Linked DNA regions of Homo sapiens: regions 2 and 3 are each linked to region 1. The links are chromatin loops, found by intact Hi-C in ENCODE. Cell type or tissue: heart right ventricle. All regions are shown on one strand. Each heading gives the region's core, and the rest is flanking DNA. Links, peaks and the distances in the headings are about the cores only.

What was found. Peaks named below come from ENCODE experiments on the same cell type or tissue, not always from the same donor. Only the 100,000 strongest peaks of a DNase experiment are listed, where the experiment ranks them.
Region 2: a loop joins it to region 1, with 2.6 times the contacts of the local background. A loop is called at or near these places in 24 of 110 quality-filtered maps.
Region 3: a loop joins it to region 1, with 2.6 times the contacts of the local background. A loop is called at or near these places in 7 of 110 quality-filtered maps.

What each region holds. Positions count from the first base shown.
Region 1 is chr10:95,737,763-95,744,984 of GRCh38, reverse strand. It overlaps a transcript of ENTPD1 not described here. Among named protein-coding and RNA genes, the nearest start is that of ENTPD1, 15 kb to the left of the region's middle. RefSeq lists enhancers at 2,768-2,827, 2,838-2,927. In heart right ventricle, for the core only: a CTCF peak has its summit at 3,067; DNase peaks (open chromatin) are centred at 2,327 and 2,974; H3K27ac peaks cover 3,315 bases.
Region 2 is chr10:95,834,264-95,841,485 of GRCh38, reverse strand. It overlaps ENTPD1 (ectonucleoside triphosphate diphosphohydrolase 1), which reads right to left. Exons shown (of 10, transcript NM_001776.6): 3 at 1,678-1,795. All of the region lies in intron 4 of ENTPD1-AS1 (ENTPD1 antisense RNA 1), which reads left to right. Among named protein-coding and RNA genes, the nearest start is that of CC2D2B, 70 kb to the left of the region's middle. RefSeq lists an enhancer at 6,985-7,074. In heart right ventricle, for the core only: no CTCF peak of the experiment used is centred there; a DNase peak (open chromatin) is centred at 3,495; H3K27ac peaks cover 870 bases.
Region 3 is chr10:95,810,462-95,817,683 of GRCh38, reverse strand. All of the region lies in intron 1 of ENTPD1 (ectonucleoside triphosphate diphosphohydrolase 1), which reads right to left. All of the region lies in intron 4 of ENTPD1-AS1 (ENTPD1 antisense RNA 1), which reads left to right. Among named protein-coding and RNA genes, the nearest start is that of ENTPD1, 58 kb to the right of the region's middle. In heart right ventricle, for the core only: no CTCF peak of the experiment used is centred there; a DNase peak (open chromatin) is centred at 3,551; H3K27ac peaks cover 3,242 bases.

The DNA of each region.
Region 1 (7,222 bases), core at 876-5,875:
AAACTGCTTACTTTAAAGAGAGACAATAAATAAATGAGTGATTACCAAAGATTCATCAGGGTAGGGAAAGGTCGAATAAGTAAAGCAGAGGGGATATTTTCAGATTGATAAAATTTTTCAGTATGATACTGTAATGGTGGATACATGACAATATGCATTTGTCAAAATCTACAGAAATTTAAATCACAAAGAATGAACCTTAACCCATACAAAGTTTTCAAAAATTATTCAGGAAGTCAAGGGAGCCCAGAATGAAATTTAAATTCTGACAAAATAATGGAACTGTATTACAAATGTGTGAAAAAACCTCACAGAGGGAGGTAGAGGAAAAGGGTGCTGACCTAGTCACTTTTTTTTTTTTTTTGAGACAGAGTCTTACTCTGCCACAGAGGCTGGAGTTCAGTAGCATGATCTTGGCTCACTGCAACCTCTGCCTCCCTGGTTCAAGCAACTCTTGTGCCTCAGCCTCCCAAGTAGCACACCACCAAGCCTGGCTAATTTTTGTATTTTTAGTTGAGATGGGGTTTCACCATGTTGGTCAGGCTGGTCTTGAACTCCTGGCCTCAAGCAATCCACCTGCCTTGGCCTCCCAAAGTGCTAGGATTACAGGCATGAGTCCCCACTCTCGGCCCCAAGTCACTTTAGATGTGAGTAAAGTCTACAGGACCAAAGGCAAAAGGAACTGTGTAAAAGTACATTACTCTGTCTCCCAAGATTCATAATTCTGAAACCACTATACATGTATACTGGAATCAGAAATTATGTAAATGGATGACAGACAATAGGAGTCAGGCTTCTCACTGTTAGAGTGGAAGGTTATAGACAAGTAAGGGGAAATGGCTAGAATGATCCATGTGGTAATGGATTAACGTTAGAGACATCAGTATGAACTCAGGTTTAGCTTAATAGGGATACATATGAATAAATGTAGAACTATTTATAGTTGTGCATATATATATATATATATATATATATATATATATATATGGTTTAAAATACATCTATATTTTCTTGCTCTGTCAGCAGAGTGGGCCTATAAGCAATGATACTGCAGTAGCAATAAGCACATCTAACCCCCAGATTTTTGTTTCTATAACCGTTCTCCAGTAAAAGGAACCAGAATTCCCCTGATAAATAGGTGACTCTAGGCTGGGGACAGGAAATATTACAAGACAATCCTGGAGTATCTTATGGGGCCAGAAAGTAATTAAGAAAAAAAAAGCTTACAATGATGGGGTGTGTCAAAGTGACACAGGAGCCAATAGAGCTTCCAATAGCCAAAATTAGAATAATTTGAACAATAAAATAGAACCATATTCAAAGATAATCCAAAGTATAAAATAAATATCCACGAGTCTATACTGAAATAGACTATTAGTGTATTTATGAAATAGAATATTTAACAAATGAATTATTAAATAAACAAATGGGAGAGAATAGACAAATCCATACAGAAGAATTTCAAATGAGTTACATAAATACTCCACTCTCTAGGAGGTAAAGCATAACTCCTCACTCCTTAAGTATGGCCTGCATAGTGACTTCTTTCCAAAGAGTGCAGCAGAGAAAAAGAGTAAGAAAGAGTGACTTTACAGTGGAAAAACCTGACAAACACTACCTCAGCAAGGCCATCTAGATTAACATCAACAGTGATAAATCATGTTGATAACACATATCCTTGGTATGATGTGATGAAAATGGCACTCTGTGGTCTTCCTCCAAAAAGTGCATAACTCGAGCCTAATCATGAGAAAGATATCAGACAAATCCCAATTGAAGGACATTATACAAAAATTTCTGACCAGTATTTCTCAAAACTGCTACGGTCATCAAAAATAAAAAGTCTGAGAAATTCTCACAGCCAAGAGGAGCCTAAGGAGTCATGAAGATTAAATGTAATTTGGAATCTTGGAACAGAAAAGAACATTGGGTAAAAACTAAAGAAATCTGAATAAAGTATGGACTTTAGTTGATATTAAGGTATCAATATTGGTTCATTTATTGTATCAAATGTACCACACTAATGTAAGATGTTAATAATCAGGGAACTGGGTAGAGAGTACCTGGTAACTTTCTGTACTATCTTCATAACTTTTCTGTAAATTGAAAACTATTCTATAATTAAAAGCTTATTTTAAAAAATATGTTAACAGTGTATAGATATTTAACTGCAGCTGTTGTACCGGAAACCCCTTGTGAAGCCCATCTTTATTAAAGTAACTGCTTTAATGACGACATGATTTTGCAAAAGCATTTGTTACACATGATTTCTTGTTCAAACAGAATTCATTGTATCCACATCCAGCAAAGCAAAGTTAACTCAGGCTGTGTGCCAAGACACGGAAATGGCCTTGTTACATTGAACTCAATGTGAAAACATAGTAGTATTCAAATCTTTCCATCCACAACACACAATATTCCCATTGGTCTAAAAAAAAAAAAAGAAAAAAGAAAAAGAAGAAGAAGAAGAAAAAGAAAAAGAAAGTTTCTAAGTTGATTTTCTAGTATCTTAAAAAGTTTCCAAATACATGTCACTGGAGAGCAGTCAGCAACTCTAGGGGGAGGACAGGAAGGAGTAGCGACTGCTGGTTGCAGCACTTGAAAAAAAAAATAACAAAAGGAAGGAAAAGGCCTAGGCTTCTCCAGACGGGGTTACCCTTATTTGGGAACATTGCCAGACAACTTAAAGTAGCTCTGAGATGCAGAAAAGCTAGTGTTAAGCAAAATTTACTACACTAACCAACCGTTAAGTGCCCCAGAATTGTATTAATACTTGCCAAGCAATCAAGACTCCAAACAGCATAAATCTCTGTCTTCTACTTCTGGACCTTGCTGGGCCTAAGAGTCAGTGGAAAGTTTTGAAGAACACATGGCCCTTAGACTAATGCCGATGACCTTATCAGCATGGCCCACACACCCAGCTTTTGAGGACAATAATATCCCACAATACCAGAACAGTCTACAGCAGGAAGCTCCTATGTTGCTGTTAACGCCTCCGCCTTTGCAGAGATCAGCCAGGGGTGACAAATCTTTGAGGTAATGCCAAAATCAGGCCTCCTGTTCTCCTTTACATTAGGCCCTTCATCCTCTGGGGGCAGCAAAGTCTGAAGAAATAGGAAAACAGAAAAAGATAATAGTAATAGCAATTTTTATACTTTTGAGATCATTACTTAACCTAAGATGATTGTCTCAGCTCATCCTTCAGGGTCTGGCTCAAACCTTGAATCTTTCAAGTCTTCCAGCTAACCCTCTCTCCTCCAAATTCTAAGAGACTTTCATAAGTGCCAAGCAACCTGGGAACTGCTTAATGCCTCACACTGCTGATTTTTCATATTTTATGTTTCTTACAGGCATACTCCACTTGCTTGTGCTTGGCTTTATTGTGTTTCACAGACGTTGCGATTTTTACAAATTGAAGGTTTGTAGCGACCCTGCATTGAACAAGTCTATCAGTGCCATTATTGCAGTACCATGTGCTCACTTCATGTCTCTGTATCACATCTTGGTAATCCTTGCAATATTTAAAATTTTTCATTATTATTATACTTCTTATGATGATCTGGGATCAGTGATGTTTGATATTAAAATTGTAACTGTTTTGGGGCACCATGAACCATGCCCATATAAGATGATGAACTTAATTGATAACTGCTGTTTGTGGTCTGATTGTTCCACTCACTGTCTGTCCCACTATCTCCTCCTCTCCTTGGGCTTCCCTATTCCTTGAGACACAATATATTGAAATTAGGCCAATTAATAACCTTACAATGGCCTGTAAGTGTTCAAGTAAAAGGAAAAGTCACACATCTCTCACTGGAAATCAAAAGTTAGAAATGATTAAGCTTAGCAAGGAAGGCATGTCGAAAGCTGAGACAGGCTAAAAGCTAAGCTGCTTGCAGAAAACAGCCAAGTTATGAACGCAAAGAAAATTTCTTTAAAAAAAGTAAACACAGTGCTCCAGTGAACACACAAATGATAAGAAAGAGAAACAGCCTTATTACTAATATGGAAAATGTCTGAAAGGTCTGGATAGAAGATCAAACCAGCCACAACATTCCTTTGAGCCAAAACCTAATCCAGAGCAAGACCTTAACTCTCTTCAGTTCTATGAAGGCTGAGAAAGGTAAGAAAGCTGCAGAAGAAAAGTCAGAAGCCAGCAGAGGTTGGTTCATGAGGTTTAAGAAAGTAAGCCACCTCCGTAATGTAAAAGCGCAAGGTGAAGCAGCAAGTGCTGATGGAGAAGCTGCAGTGAGGTATCCAGAAGATCATGCTAAGATCATTGATGAAAGTGGCTACACGAAACAACAGATTTTCAATGTAGATGAAATAGCCTTCTTTTGGAAGAAGATGCCATCTTGGATGCCACATTAGGCCCTTCATCCTCTGGGGGCCAGTAGAGTTTTTCATAGCTAGAGAGGAGAAGTCAATACCTGGCTTCAAATCTTCAAAGGAGAGGATGACTCTCTTGTTAGGGCCTAATGAAGCTGGTGACTTTAAGTTAAAGCCATTGTTAATTGACCATTCTGAAAATCCTAGGGCCTTTAAGAATTACGTTAAATGGGCCGGGTGCAGTGGCTCACGCCTGTAATCCCAGGACTTTGGGAAGCCAAGGCAAGCAGATCACCTGAGGTTAGGAGTTCGAGCCCAGCCTGGCCAACATGGTAAAACCCCATCTCTAAAAATGCAGAAGAATTAGGAGGGCTTGGTGGCACGTGTCTGTAGTCCCAGCTATTCGGGAGGCCGAGGCACGAGAATCACTTGAACCCAAAAGGTGGAGGTAGCACTGAGCCAAGATCATGCCACTGCACTCTAGCCTGGGTGACAGAGACTCCATCTCAAAAACAAAAAGGATTATGTTAAAGCTACTCTGCCTGTGCTCTGTAACTGGAATAAAAAAGCCTGGATGACTGTAAATCTGTTTACAGCATGGTTTACTGAATATTTTAAGCTAACTGTTGATGGCTGCTGCTCAGAAAAAATATTCCTTTCAAAATATTACTGTTCATTGACAATGCACTTGATCACCCAGGAGCTCTGATGGAAATGTACAAGAAGATGAATGTTATTTTTATGCATGCTAACACAACATTTATTCTGCAGCCCATGGATCAAGAAGTAATTTCAAGTCTTATTACTTAAGAAATACATTTCATAAGTCTGTAGCCATCATAGATAGTTCCTCTGTTGGATGTGGGCAAAGTAAATCAAAAATTTTCTGGAAAGGATTCACCATTCTAGATACCATTAAGAACATTCGTGATTCATGGGAAGAGGTGAAAATATCAACATTAACAGGAATTTGGAAGAAGTCAATTCCAGCCCTTATAGATGACTTGGAGGGGTTCAAGACTTCAGTGAAGGAAGTAACTGCAGATGTGGTGGAAATAGCAAGAAAACTAGAATTAGAAGTGGAGTCTAAATATGTGACTGAGTTGCTACATCTCATGATACAAATGGAGCAGATGAGGACTTGCTTCTTATGGATAAGCAAAGAAACTGGTTTCTTGAGATGGAATCTATTCCTGGGGAAGATGCAGTGAACATCGTTGAAATGACAGCAAAGGATTTAAAATGTTACATAAACTTACTTGATAAAGCAGCAGCAGGGCTTGAGAGGACTGACACCAATTTTGAAAGTCCTACTGTGGGTAAAATGCTATCAAACAGCATCACATGCTACAGAGAAATTGTCATAAAAGGAAGAGTCAATTGATGTGGCAAACTTCACTGTTGTCTTCTTTTAAGAAATTGCCACAGCCACCCCAACCTTCGGCAACCACCACGCTGATCAGTCAGCAGCTATTAACATAGAGGTAAAATCCTCCAACAGCAAAAAGATTACAACTCACAGAAGGTTTAGATGATCATTAGCATTTTTAACAATAAAGTATTTTTAATCAAGGTATATACATTGTACTTTTGCAAATAATGCTATTGCACACTTTATAGACTATAATATAATGTATAATATAATGTAAACATAATTTTTATATGCCCTGGGAAACCAAAAAATTTGTGTAACTTGCTTTATTGTGGTGGTCTGGAACTGAACTTGCAATATCTCTGAAGTATACCTGTGTATACAATCCAAAGTGTGACTTCAAATTCTCGAGTCTGAGTGCAAATTCTTTTTCTCTCCTCCTCATCTAAATCCTTCAACATCCCACAGCACCTAAACCAGAGTGTGCCTATGTGCTTAATAAATAGGTAATCTTCTTTGGCTGTTGTGATCTCCCTCTAATTGTCATTTTAAAAAGTGTAAATTAGATCTCTTTTCTCATCTTACCCTTCTGGCAAGCTACTCAAAATAGTCAGATCATCATGAGTATGCATAGCCTATTTATGGTGAGTCTTGGTTTGAGGTGAGAAGGAATAGGTCTTCTCCATCTCACCAACAGGGTATGCATTTCTCTGACGAATTTTGCCTTTCTTGACCCTGACCACACACAACTCCTTGGCTCCCTGCTGACTGCCCACTATATCCAGCTTTGGTGCAGGAAAATGATGGGACCTAAGCCTTTGGACAGTGACTCCTGATCTGGCCAAGCAAGGGGCCTCCCTCACTTCAGTTTTGGCCCTAGGTTTGCCTACTGCCATACTTCATTAATATCTGACAATTACCCCATCCTGGTAAAAGCTGGTTCATATTCTTATCTGAGCCCTTACCATCTAGAAATCAAGGCAGGCACAGGACATTACCAATCTAATCACCAGACAACCATGCACACACAGAGATTCCAGGGGCTAATGCAAAACAGTGTTTTCTCCCTATGAGGCTACTGAGCAGTCCATGTGAGCTCAGTATCCATATCCCTGCTGAGCATCATTCACGCAATCATTTATTCAATAAATATTTACTGGACACCTACCATATGCCAGGGACTTTTCCAGAACATTGGGATCCTCTCCTGGTCTCCTTCATCTTCCCTCCCTTCCTTTCTCCCTACCCAGAAGTCCCAGCCCTCAACTGATTTGTTCCACCAGGTTTTCCTCTTACAGAGTGGTGGTGCTGGTGGTGGGATTCAGATGCTCCAGGTACCCCAGCATGATACGTTTACAAGTCAAACATTTTTCCAGCTAATTTGGCCACCTATCATAGTTATAGATTTTCTGTTGTTCCATCATAAGGGTTTGAGAGGAATTCTGCAACAAAGGTGGCTGTTCCACAGTCATTGCAATTTAGAGCAAAACTCAATTCCAAGTCTATTCAATTCAAATAAAT
Region 2 (7,222 bases), core at 830-5,829, 97 kb before region 1:
GAGAACTCTCTCTTTTGAGAGGGAAGAATCCTTCATTGTTAGGCCAAACGCTCATGGGATAAGTCTCAGAAGAAGGACATCTGCTAGATTTTTTTTTTTGAGACGGAGTCTTGCTCTGTCGCCCAGGCTGGAGTGTAGTGGCGCGATCTCGGCTAACTGCAACCTCCGCCTCCCGGGTTCAAGTGATTCTCCTGCCTCAGCCACCCTAGTAGCTGGGACTACAGGCACGCACCACCATGCCTAGCTAATTTTTTTGTATTTTTAGTAGATACAGGGTTTCACCGTGTTAGCCAGGATGGTCTCCATCTCCTGACCTTGTGATCCGCCCACCTCAGCCTCCCAAAGTGCTGGGATTACAGGCATGAGCCACCGTGCTTGGCCATTAAAATAACTTTTAAAAATGGAAGGCAGTGTGTCAAATAAAAGCCAATAAAATGAGGGATTTGGGCTTTAAGAAAGGCCAGAAGTACTGTCTCAGATGGGGCCAAAGTGTCAGTATTGATGGGGCTACTGGGTAGAATGACTTGCTCTCTTGGAAATATCTCCTCTCTACTACTTTCTTGACGACCTGTGAAAATTAGTGGATTCCACAGGCTGTCAAACTGAAAATCAATTATCTTCTAGGATCTAGGCTATCAGTCTGACTAAAAATAAACAGTGGGTTCCCAGCTCAAAAGGCTAAGAGAGATAAAAGTCAGAGAGACTGTGGTATAATGGTGCATGGTAGGGTACTGGGTAAAGGGATTGAAAGCTGAATGTCAACCACTCTAACATATTATGACCTTAAAAGAAAAAAATTATTGATATATAATGCAGCAGCTCAGAGTAGCAGGAAACCTAGAGTGTAATTAGGAGACCTAGATTCTTGTCTCTATTCTGTTGCTACTTTCAAGGCACTAATCCTCCAGGTTTTTGTTTCCTTCTCTGTGAAACAAAATTTAAACGATCTGTAAGTTCCTTTTCCCAGCCCTAAGAGCCTATAATTTGGTCTTTCCTGCCTACACAGAAGCTGAAAGCTTTGAAAAATGTCTTCCAAGCTGTAGATCAGGGTACAAAGATTAAGAGAGCAATAAATCTCTGAACCAGACAGATTAGCATCACCTAGGAACTTCTTAGAAATACAGATTATCAGGCTTCATTCCAGATCTGCTGACTCAGAAACTCTAGGGGATGGGACCCATCATCTGTGTTTTTAACAAGCTCATGCAAGTTTGAGAAGCACTGGCTAAGATGCAGACTTGAAGTCGGGCAGAACTTGGTTTGAACCGCAGCTCCATCACTTACTAGCTTGAGTAACAAACAAGTGGTATAACCTCTCTCAACCTCAGTGCCCTCATTTTTAAAAAATTAGTATAATAATGCATACCTCAAAGGGAGATTATGAGGGTATACTGAAGTAACACATGTTCAGTACTAAGTACATAGCATGCAGAAGTGTTCTGTTGATGGGAGCTACTATTAATTATATTTATGTGTGTTTATTCTTAGGTTTTGATCATTAACGACTGATTTCAATATGTTTTCTGTAACGATAACATAACAACAGCAGCTGCACTGTTTTCTTCACTTGGCTTCCTATGCGTGGGACTCCTTTTTCTCTTGTGTTCTACTGGTCATACACCTCTCATGTTCTCATGCCCCACTGTTGGCCTCCCCTTCCCTTGGTCTTCATCTTACCTTTAACCCTGCATTCTTCTACTTGATGCACCACGCCTGTGTCATTCTCCTTTTCTGCTGGCCACTTATAGATGTATAAACTTGTGTGAGAAGAACCCGCATCCAGCACAATCCCATACTGAAAGCAACACAGACCAAAAACTTATCAGTATCACATCACTCATCTCCATATTAGGCTTGCAAAAGAAAGGACTGGAATTTTCAAAAACATGAGGAGAAAGTATTTGAGAGGAACATTGAGGGGATGGCACTGGAGTCACTCCGATCACAAGATCTACCAGGACAACAACCCTGCTAGAACGGGGCTCTTCATGCTGTTTGCATGTTAGAAATATTCAGACCTTATGCAGAACAGGGCCCAAGAAGCAGTATTGTTTAGAAGCTTCTTAGGTGATTCTAATGTGCAGCCAAGATTCAGAACCACATGCTGAAGTAGCTGAGACACTATGGAAGGAATAGAAAGCCATTAATCTATAGTCCCCAAACTTGTCTACACATTGGAATCATACGGGAATCACCTGGAAAGCTTCAATGGCTACTGATGCTTGTGTCCTAGACCCAGGTATTGTGATCTAATTGATGTGGTATTGTGTCCTGGGCTTTGGAATTTTTATAAGGTCCCACATGATTCTAATGTGCAGATAAGTTTGGGAACCACTGAGTTACTCCATTGAATGCCAGTAAGACGTAATAAATATGTTCATCTAATTTTAGTTCAATAAATGCAGAGTTTGTTTTAAGGAGAGGTGTAAAAACACTAAATACACTCACTTTTAAATTATGAATATAACTGTAAAATTGTATTTAATATATTTTACAATATATGTACTTAAACTTCATGTTTTTAGCTTTACGAGTAGGGGGAGATGAAAAGAAGAAAAAAAGGAGGAAAGAAAGTCAGCAGAGGAGAAGAAGGACAGATGACAGCAGGAGAAAGAACTAGAAACAGAAACTATACACAGAAACATAGAAGCAAGGGCTGGGCAATAATTTTCAAATTGGTGCCCCCTTTTAAGGACATTAAATGAGGGGTAGCTACAGTAAAGTGTGCAAATACTAGGCATACACCTCAATAAATTTTTGCATATGTGCACATCCATATAACCACCACCCAGATCAAGATACAGAACACATTCTAGCCCTCATAAGGCTTCCCAGTGCCCCTCTCAGTCAGTTACCACTGTCTTAACTTCTACCACCATGTATGAGTTCTGCCTGTTTTTGAACTGCAATGTATGAACTCACATAGTATGCCTCCTTTATGTCTAACTTCTTTCACTTTACACTATGTAAGATGAACTCAAACTGTGTGTATCAGTAGTTCATCTTTTTCCATCACTGCAAAGTATTTCATTATATGGATATACTATATTTTTATCCATTCAACTGTTGATGGACATTCGGGTTATTTCCAGTTTGGGGCTACTGGAAATATAGCTGCCAGAAACATTCATATGCATTTCATTTTGTTGAAATAAGCTCTCATTTCTTTGGGGGTATCTATCCAGGAGTAAACTGCTCAATGCCCATTTTGATCAACTGATAGTCATCTTTGGTTATATCTCTGGGCTTACTCAGGATTAAAAAATTCCATGATTGATTAATGACATCTGATATGAACTTGGGAGAAGAGCATGATGGCACATGTGCTTTTAAATCTTCCTTAGAGAAGAAACATAGAGGGAAGTAAATGGGGAAGCGAAAGGAAGAGAAGAAGGAGACGCTTGTCACGTGGCTGCTTATTTAAGCTGCAGACCTCAAAGTATGGTCTGCCACTTTAAAAATGCTTAATTTAGCTGTGTGTGTGGGTGTGTGTGGGTGTGTGGTGTGTGTGTGTGTGTGTGTGTGTGTGAATCTCCCTACATATATAAGCTAGGTTGCATGAACAGAAGCAGTGGTCTGGAAAGAGGAACAGTAGAAATGACCTTGTTTGGTTCATGGAGACACCAATGTAGGGGCCCCAGTGAAGACCTGAAAATGTAGGTGGCAATGGGTATATATATCATCTGCTATGAATCTAAGAGACTCCAGGGAGAAAAGAAGACAAGAAATAGGATTTAAGAGACCTCCCTGGACCACTAGGAAAAGCTAAAAGTAGAGCCTATTGAGTGTCAAACTCTACTCCATTTCACTAGACCAGGGAGTACCACCGTGCAGACCTTGCAAGGACCCTTGACCTGCCATAACCTCCACAGTGTTCTCTTCCTAGTTACACACAGTGGGGATTCCCTCCAGTAATTAGCATTATGCCTTTAGAAAGAAAAGGGCCTGTATGCTGGCTTTGGGCACAGCAAGGAAGCAAGCTGGACAGACTCCTCTGCAGCTAGGCTTGCAGTGAAAGGAATCCAAGAAATGGCTTAGGTGGTGGCCATTGTGGGCAGAGAGGAACACTGACTAAGGTCTGGGGCCACTGGACCCTTGAGAAACCTCCCAGAGTGGAGAAAGAGGCTCAGGAATTACACATGGCAGAAAATTCTGTTGTTTCCTAACAGAGCCCCTGATTTCTTCCTGCCAGAAAATGTTCCAACCACAGCAGCATACGACAGAAACTGGTGAGGTAGAAGCAGCAAGCAGCATTTATCTGGGATCAGATTTTATTCTAACATTGTTGATACGAAAGTCATTCTTCCCATAGAGCCAAAGAACCAGGCTTGCTTCTGTCAGCTTGTTTTCTCTAAGGCCTTACTTACACAGTGAGGTAGTTGAGAAACAAAAACTTTTACTACGTTTCATTTGACAAGTGTTTGAGAAGGGGGTAAAGCATATTTTAACACAAATTGAAGACATTTCATCTTGTGTACACAGTACACTAGCATGCTAACCTGTGCAACTGTGCCAAACATTTTGTCTTCTAAAATGGCTTGCAGAATAAAAAACTGGCATTGTTTGCTGCTTGAGAGACAGATAAAGCTTGACTGAAAGTTCAATTTGAGCATTTGGGGAGCTTGCCTTTCTTTGTTACAACATCCATCAGAGCCCAGGTAGCCACAACGTTTTGTTCTCTTTCCACCACACCAGCATTTTCCAATGCATGTTCCAGAGAGTACGAGGCCTACAGGGGCTTCAGTAAATAAAGCTTCCCAGAAGTCTGGAGAATGTTCATGTTCTCTCTGCCTCCTGGGCTCAAAAGTCCATTAGCTAGTGAATGCCTCAAAGTCTGGCAGTGGAGAAACCCAACATTTCTCTGTAGCTTATATTTAAATATTTCCAAAAGTCCCTATGAGTATATCCTTTAAAGAAAGCAGTAAGATTTAGGTGGTAAGGAAGAGATCTGACACTCCCTCGGGATCATTTCAATATTATTTTCTATTTTAAGAGTACTAAAAGTTTCTTAAATATCACTTATAAAATGAAGTAAAAAAAGATGTTTAAGATTCTACTAATTAGATATCACTTTTATTTTTATTTATTTCCTTCCAAGTCTTTTTTGAATGCGTCGTATTGCCCAAAGAAATCAAAGAATTAGAAAAAAATCTACTCTAAAATTCATACAGACCAAAAAAGAGCCCAAATAGCCAAGGCAATCCTAAGCAAAAAGGATAAAGCCAGAGGCATCACATAACCTAACTTTAAACCACAAAGCTATGATAACTAAAACAGCATGGTACTGGTACAGAAATAGATACATAGATCAATGGAACAGAATAGAGACCCTGAAATAAAGCCATACACTTACAGCCAACTGATCTTTGACAAAGCTGACAAAAATAAACAATGGGAAAAGGACTTCCTATTTAATAAATGGTGGTTGGAAAACTGGCTAACCATATGTAGAAGTATGAAACTACACCCCTACCTCTCACAATATACAAAAATTAACTCAAGGTAGAATAAACACATAACTGTAAGACCCTCAAACTATAAAAGTCATAAAAGAAACCTAGGAAATACCCTTCCAGACATTGGCCTCAGGAAAGAATTTATGACTAAGTCCTCAAAAGCAAATGCAGTTAAAACAAAAAGTGACAATTGGGACCTAATTAAACTAAAGAGCTTCTGCACAGCAAAAAAAACCAGTGACAGAGTAAACACACAAAAAGTGGGTCAAAGACATAAATAGACACTTCTCAAGAGAAGACATACAAGTGGCCAATACACTTTTGAAAAAATGCTCATCATCACTGGTCATCAGAGAGATGAATGTTAAAACCACAATGAGATACCATCTTATACCAGTCAGAATGGCTATTAAGAAGTCAGAAAATAACAGATGCTGGCAAGATTGTGCATACAAGAGAATGCTTACACACTGTTGGTGGGAATGCAAATTTATTCAGCCCTGTGAAAAGAAGGTTAGAGATTTCTCAAAGAACTAAAAATAGAATTGCCATTTGACCCAGCAATCCCATTACTAGGTATATACCCAAAGGAAAACAAATTATTCCACCAAAAAGACACCTGCACTTGTATATTTATCACAGCACTATTCATAATAGCAAAGACATAGAATCAACCCAGGTGTCCATCAATGATGAATTGTATAAAGAAAATGTGGTACATATGCACCATGGAATACTATGCAGCCATAAAAAAGAATGAAATCATGTCCTTTGCAGCAACATGAATGCAGCTGGAGGCCACTACCCTAAGCGAATTAACACAGGAACAGAAAACCAAATACTGCATATTCTTATAAGTGGAAGCTAAACGTTGGGTACACATGAACACAAAGACGGGAACAATAAACACTAGGGATTCCAAAAGAGGGGAGGTGGGGAGGAGGTCAAAGGTTGAAAAACTACCTGTCAGGTTCTATGTTCACTACTTGGGTGACAGGATCATTAGAAGCCCAAACCTCAGCATCATGCAATATACCCATGAAACAAATATGCACATGTGCCCCATGAGTCTAAAAATAAATTAAATTTTTAAATTTTTTTTTTTTTGAGACGGAGTCTCGCTCTGTCACCCAGGCTGGAGTGCAGTGATCACATGAAGATCATAACCGATCTTCATGAGCTAGGTTGCATGGATAGAAGTGCTGGTCCAGAAAGAGGAACAGTAGAAGTGACCTTGCTTGGTTCATGGAAACACCAATGCAGGGGCCTTGGTGAAGACCTGGAAATGTAGGCGCAACAGACCCTAAGCTCACTGAGACTGGAGGCCGTATAGATATGGGGCAGATATCTCCTTAGGATGGAAACAATTCTACCTACACAAATGTCATAGTACCAGGCTTCTGGGTAAGTCTATTTAGAAGCAGAAAGAAAGAGAAACTAGAGCATCAGACAGCCTGCTTCCTGGCTCCACAGAAGTAGAATATTTCACCCTCTTCTCATTCAGAAAACACCTCTGGTGGAACTGGCCTGCTTGCAGTTGCCCATAGGTCTCATGGTTTCTGCTCCAGGGCCTTTACCGAGAAAGCCCTTCACTTGACATCTCAGCCTTCTCTGACCTCCTGAGTTTAGATCCTACCCTCCTGATCAGAATGCCTGTATTTTCCCTCTAAAGACGGTACTGGCCACATGGTGTAATTACATATTTATGCAGCTATTTGATTAATATCTATCTTTATTATTAGATTGTAAGCTACATGAGGGCAGGT
Region 3 (7,222 bases), core at 1,237-6,236, 72 kb before region 1:
CACAGGGAGAAAGCCTGCATACCTCTGAGGCAAGAGCTTTACAGCATCTGGAACTGTACACAGAAAGGCCCTGAGGGGAGAGTAGTAGGAACTGGTCAGAGGATCAATGGGGTCCCCTGCTCATAAGGCCTTGAGGGCACTAGTGAGGGCTTTGCCTTATTCTGAGTGATGTGACTTACTTCTAAAGTCATTCATATAATCTATGCTTAGCAACTTAGGGGTGAACAAGGAACCATTGGGGGCTGTTGAAGTCACTGGAGAGAGAGGGTGTGGCCTTTTAGGGTGGCACATCCCTGCCTCTTGTGGTAATGATGTGCTGAGGCTACTCAAATGAGGTCAGGCCACACAGCCAAGTGTGGACAGAGCCTGGCTCCATCAGAGCAGAGCTTGTGCCAAAACCAGGTCTGGGCAGACGCATCCAGGAGGAGTAAACATAATCACATGTGACAGCCTTCTCAATGCCTTCTAGACTTCTTGATGGCTCAGCACTGGAGAGTCTTTTCTGAGAGACCATCATCAGGAAGGGTCACCGAGCCAACAATCATCAGGATCCATCAGCAGTTAGTCAAACTCCACAGACTTCTGGGGGATGGTTCAAGCTAGAGCAGAGTTCAGATAAGCTTACCTTTGCTTAGTCTCTGTAAGCCTCCATTTCCTCATGGGCAGAATGGGAGTCACAATAGTATCTGCTTCATAGGGTTGCTATGTAAGGTTCAATGAGCTAACAACACGTAATAGCCTATACTAAAGAGTTCTTACTATATTCCAGATTCTACTCTTAGCACTTTAAATGCAGCCATCAATTTAGCCTTCACTACAATCCTATAAGGTGCACGTAATACTATCATCTTCTCTATAAAATCTGTATTAGTTTTTTAGGGCTGCCACAACAAGTTACCATGAACTTGCTGGCTTCAAACAGAAATGTATTCTTTCATAAATCTGGAGGCCAGAAGTCCAAAAGTTAAGGTATCAGCAGGGGCATGCTCCCTTTGAAGGTTCTGGAGGAGATGTCTTTCTTGTCTTTTTCAGCTTCTTAGCATTCCTTGGCTTGTGGCTGCATCACTCCAATCTCCACCTCTGTCTTCACATGGCCTTTCCCCCTGTTGCTCTTTGTGTCACGTTTCCTTCTCCTTTCTCTCATAAGGACACCAGTCATCAGATTTAGGGCCCACCCTAAATTCAAGATGATTTCATCTCAAGATCCTTAGCTTAATTACATCTCTGAACACCCTACTATATTTCCAAATAAAGTCACACTCACAGTCACTATTATAATTATCATTATTGTTAGTTTACAGATGAGGAAACTGAGTCACAGAGAGATTAAGTAACTTCCCAAAGTTACACTGATGTAAATGTTGCGCTGTTACATGTAGTTAGACAGACATGGCAGGAAAGGGCTCTTCTCCCCCACCAACTAGAAATATCAGGTGATGGTTTGACAGTTATCACATTGCCTCTCTAAAAATGATAATTTGGCAGCTGGAGCCAGGGAGAGAAAATCTGCTGATCCACAGCTGTAACATTAAAGTGTTAATTGAATTCAAGCACCAGGGAGAAGCAACTTCCTGGGCATGCACATTAAGAGACAAAAGGTGGAAGATGACTTGCCGGGAGCACTCCACCGGAAAAGGAAAGAAAGCCTCAGATGAGCATGCACACAACTTCCTAAACACACTGTGTGCTCAAGGAGGTAAGGAGGGCACTGTGCGTGCAGGCAGCCCACCCTAAGGGAAGAATCACGGGAAAAGGGCTCAAGATGGCCGCCTATAAAGTCCTAGGATCACAGCTAAACACGTTGTTTGTTCTCCAAGTTGCCCACTTGGATCTCTTCCAAGGGTTCTCTCCTTTCTTTCCTGTTCTAAAGCCTTTTCAATAAACTTCCAGTCCTGCTCTGAAACTTGACTCAGTCTCTTTTTCTACTTTATATCCCTCACATTCTTTCTTCTGATGAGGCAAGAATTGAGGTTACTGCAGACCCGTATGGATACACTGCCAGTAACTCAGATAGCTGCCACCGGTAACAGGGCCAGGAATTAAACACGGGCATTCTGGCTTCAAGGTCCAGGCTTTTAACCAGCACCCTACCCTACAATACATGACTGAGGCTCATACAGTGTCTGGGCTGTGCTACCAGTACTGTTATGTGGTAGCCAATCTCATTATCCAGAAATAAAAAGTGACCAACATTGAGGATTTGGCTGGAAGGGTTGTCTGGACTGTTCTCACTGAGGATACCAATGTCCTACCTTTTGAAATCATGAATCTCATCCCTGACAGTCAGAAGCTTACAGTTAAGTGACAAAAGGCTGAGACTGTGTTTCTCAGGAAGCTTAAGGGACTTGCCCAAGTCATGCACCTTGCACGTGGCAGAACAGGGATTTGATCCAAGTGTCTCAGTTCCACTTCAATGCCTTAAATCATTGTCCTGCATTAGAGATGCGTAGAAATTTTTCAGTTTTATTCTTTCTCAGCTGACCCAATGCAAAAGCACTAGTCCAAAATTCTATCTAAATGGAAAGGTCTTATTCTACCCCAACCCCATATTTCTCCAATTAACCAATCCAGAGTCACATTCAAGGATAAAGCAGTTTAATTTAGCGGGTTTTTTCCTGCCTATATTTTACTTAAAGAAGTCAGCACAAACATCAATAGAAACACAACTGCTAAAGACAAACTTTGATCCTAAAGATCTCAATGATAACCAGTTAGTTAAAGGGCAAAAGGCAAAAAAGAAGGAGGAAAAATGAGATGGACATTGGGTTGGGAGACACAGGTAAGAAAATAGAGCCAGGAAATAAGAAGGAAGGGAAGGGGTGGGGGTGAGAATGAAAAGAAAGGTAGAAAGACAAGGTAATTGAGTAAATAACCCATGTCCTGTTCCACTGATCTCTTGAACCACAGACGTCAGAGGAAGTTACTGGCTCTTTTTAATGCTATTTTATTTCCACTCTTTGAACTTTTAATTAGCCAATTATTCTCGGTTCACAGCTTCTTAGTTAGAAAACAATTGCATTTATCTTAACAACGTAGCCTGGCTGATACTGAGTGGACCCCTTGAGACTCAGCTTTGGGTGGGGAGAGCCTATTTGGTGACATCCAGATAGTGTAGATGTGGGTGGGGGTGCAGAACAAGCTCTTCCTGCAAATCAGATTCAGCCAACCTGAGGCTCCCCACCCACAGTTCTTGGGCAACACACTCTTCTCAGATTAGCAGCATGTAACTAACATAACTGGTTTGCACTTGGTTATACCTGACTCTAAAAATGTTAATGATCGCAAAAATCAAATGGTGACAGAGGCTCTATGTATGGGAAATGAGGAAGCAAAAGAGTCCTCTTCCCTGATTCTTCTCACTTCCTCCAACCAAACCATCCATTCTCTCTTGCCCCCACCCCTTCTAGCCTCCCTCAAATTCTTTTGCCCATAGATTGCATTGAGAATAATAGGCCTTTGTGGTCAGTGTGGAATCCCATGTTTAAGTGTAGGGTTGGCAGGGAGGAAGGCTGTTTCCGGCAAAGTGATGTCACTGACTCTGCAGACAGGAATTCCCTGTGTCCCAGCCAAAAGGCGTAACAATCTGGTATATTGATGGCCTCAGCAATAAGCGCATTGCTTCCACTAAACGAGTCTTCTTCCACATCTGAAATTGAAAAATTGTGCCCTGGGGACTCTACCCTTTCTCAAAGCAGCTGCATTTGTCAACAAGCCTTGGTTATTTGCAGATGGTGAGAATAAGCAAGAAAATCTGTATTGGCCATGCATCTCTAGTGCTGGATAATAGTGGAAGCAGGGTGAACTGACTCAACCAGGGTGCCTAGCCTTATAGTCTTGTCTTGTATACCTTGCCTTTATAAACTCTCTCATTTATACCGCCTTATTTTTGCACCAATGAGGTACAAAATTTAGAGGTTACATACAAATATTACTATAGAAAAATGTGCTATAAGCTATACAAAATAAAATTCTAAGCCCCCCAACTGACCAGACCATCTTTTGGCCAAGGGGACCCCAGAGAAACCTTGAAAACTGCGTTCTCGGCCAAGATGGAATGGAGGGTGGGAGGGGCTCAGACCCTCTCCCTTGCTAACCAGGAGTAGGCTTTCCTTCTCAAGGGCCTAACAGAAACCAGCCCTTTCAAAAGGCTCCACCACTGATATCAACCGACTCCCTGATGCTGCCCCATCTTTTCTGCCTGATAAGAGACCACTAACTATGGGGTGGTTCTGGCCAGTCTATGAAGAATAGGCAGCTAGTGTTTTCACATCCTCTGCTTCATGTTTTGATGTCAGAGGGCCAAAAACTCCACCTAAGGTCACCACCATTTTTTGAACATGGAGAAGCAGAAGGCTCAATTACACATGCAGATGGTTCTCCCTTCATAAATATTCATGACTCCTTCTATAGCTTATTGAATATGTATATTTGGCCACCAGCTCTGTGTAAATTCCTGTTCCCTTTGCCCCTCCCTCCAGATATGTTTCTGGCTTCTGACTGGAGGCTATACTTCCCAACCTGTCAAAATGGCCATCCTGCAGGCTGTAACCTTTTATAAGAAATAAAGTCTCCTCTTCTCTTCAAAATTTGTAAATTGTATTTCTGTAAGTTAACAAATCAAAGTAAAAAATGACAAAAGTTTGCAACAATTATGAAATAGTTGGATTCACTAATATATAAGCGTCATTTTAAAATCATTAAGAAAATGATCAGCTCACCTAATAGAAAAATGGCAAAGAAGATGAATAGGCAATTCAAAGAAAAAGAAATATGTGTTATCAACATATTAAATGTATTCTAACTACCCTTAATTAAAGAAATGTAAATGAAAAAAATAATTTTCAGAATAGCAACATTTTTAAAGTTTGATAAATACATAATATTCACTATACACTTATTAGAATGGCCAAAATTTTTTAAATATTGACAATATGAAATGTTGGTAAGAATGCAGAGCAACTGAAACACTTGTGCCTTGCTGCTAGGGATGGGAAATAACAAAGCCACTTTGAGAAAGTGTTTGGCAGTTTCTTATAAAGTTAAATAAAAACTCACCATAAAATTGAGCAATCCCACACTGAGGTATTTACCTGAGAAAAGCAAAGACCTATGTCCACACAAAGACATGTACCTAGATATTTCCAACTGCTTTATTCATAATTGCCAAAACCTCAAAACAATCCAAATGCTAGCAACTGGCAAATGTATACAAATTGGGAACAATCATACAATGAAATTCTACTCAGCAATAAGGAAAAGGAATAAACTACTGATAAATGTAACAATATGTATGAATCTCAAAAGCATTATGCTAAGTAAAAGAAACCAGACTCAAACAGGCTATTTACTTTGTGCTTTCATTGATATGATATTTTGGAAAAGGCAAAACTAAGAACAGAAATTAGATCAGTAGGCAAAGGCTCAGGATGGGCACAGAGGATTGACTACAAAGGGCCACAAAGGAGCTTTTGGAAATAATAGAAATATTCTAGATTTTGATTGTGATGGTGGTTAAATGACTTTATATGTTTGTCAAAATTCATAGAACTTTACACCTTAAAAAGTGAATTTTACTGTAAATTCAGTAAAGAAATTATATATGTTGACAAAGATGTGGGAAAACAGATACTTCTTGTATGTTTGTAGGAGTAAAAATTTGTAGAACCTCTTTGATGGGGAGGCAATTGAGTAACATCTATCAAAGGGTAAAGCACATATATCCTTTGACTGAAGAATTCTAATTCTAGAAATTTAACCTGCTGATATACTTATGAATATGTGAAAAAATGGTGCATAGACAGCGACATTCAGTGCAGCATTGTTTGTAATGGCAAAAGACTAAAAATGACTAAAAGTCCATCAACTGATGTCTGGATATATAAATTCTACCACATTCATAATACATAATTCTATGCAGACATGAAAAAGACTGAGCTAGATCTATGAATGTTGACACAAACTGTCTTCAAAACATTTCATTATGTGAAAAACAAGATGTGGGGCCAGGCGTGGTGGGTCATAACCCCAGTGCTTTGGGAGGCCGAGGCAGAATAATCACTTGAGCCCAGGAGTTCGAGACTAATCTGGGCAACATAGGGAGAGACCCTATCTCTACAAAAAATTTAAAAATTATCCAGGTATGGTGGCGTGTGCTTGTGGTCCCAGCTACTCAGGAGGCTGAGGCAGGAGGGGACTGCTTGAGCTCGAGAGTTCTAAAGGCTTTGAGTTAAAGAGGAAAAAATGTACAGAGGGTTTCCAGTTCAGAGTAAAGTGGCAAAGATGATAGGAGCTGGGAAGGTGAACATTGGGTACATAGGAAGTTGTGCGCTGGTGGTTTAATGTTGACTTTGCCCACTCTAGCACCCTGTCAGCCACTCACCAACCTGATTAACTCAAGCAGCTACCTTTGGGTTCCCATTCATTCTTTCTTGCCAGATCAATGTAATTTCTGTACTCTTTGGGCAGAATTGTAAAGTCTCACTTGGTAGACTTTGGGTGGACTCAAAGTTCTATTTTGAGGGAAATTTGACATCTCTCCCTCTGCCCCTCTGGGGTTATGTATCTGTGTAAGCGAGAAATGCCATCTGGATAAGATATGGTCATGCAATTAAATGTCTATGGTAACACTGTCAGAGATCATCTGACACCTAACCAGCTGGCTTTCTCTTTAACCATCAACACAGAGTATCTGCACTTTAGAAACATGAAAACTCAATCTTATAAATTGATTAGTATCTAGTTCCTGTCAAAATGTGACAGATACTACTGATATTTCAGAATGACAATATCAGGGTCCTCTGCGTTTTTTTCTAAGCATATTTTCTGTACCCATTTAGTGAGGAGGAAGGTAGGTGGAGTTAGAGAAAGGTTCCTTTACCTTGGAAACAGGAACTTCCTCTGAGAGCAAAACTAGTAAGATGAATATATAATAGATGAGAGTAGCTTTTAGCCAAATCACCCACAGTTTAAAAGTTATTTCAGTCTTGTGGCTTCAGTATCTCCTCAAATCCAGCATATGACTCAGAAAGTCGTGTCCTACTGAATTTTGTACCTGAGTGAAGAAGGAATATGTGAATATGGTGGGGATGGGGTCATCTACATAGAATAAAAAAGGCAACTAAACCCTGTCTGGGAAGTGAGGAGCGCCTCTGCCCGGCCACCACCCCATCTGGGATGTGAGGAGCGTCTCTGCCTGGCCGCCCTGTCCGGGAAGTGAGGAGCG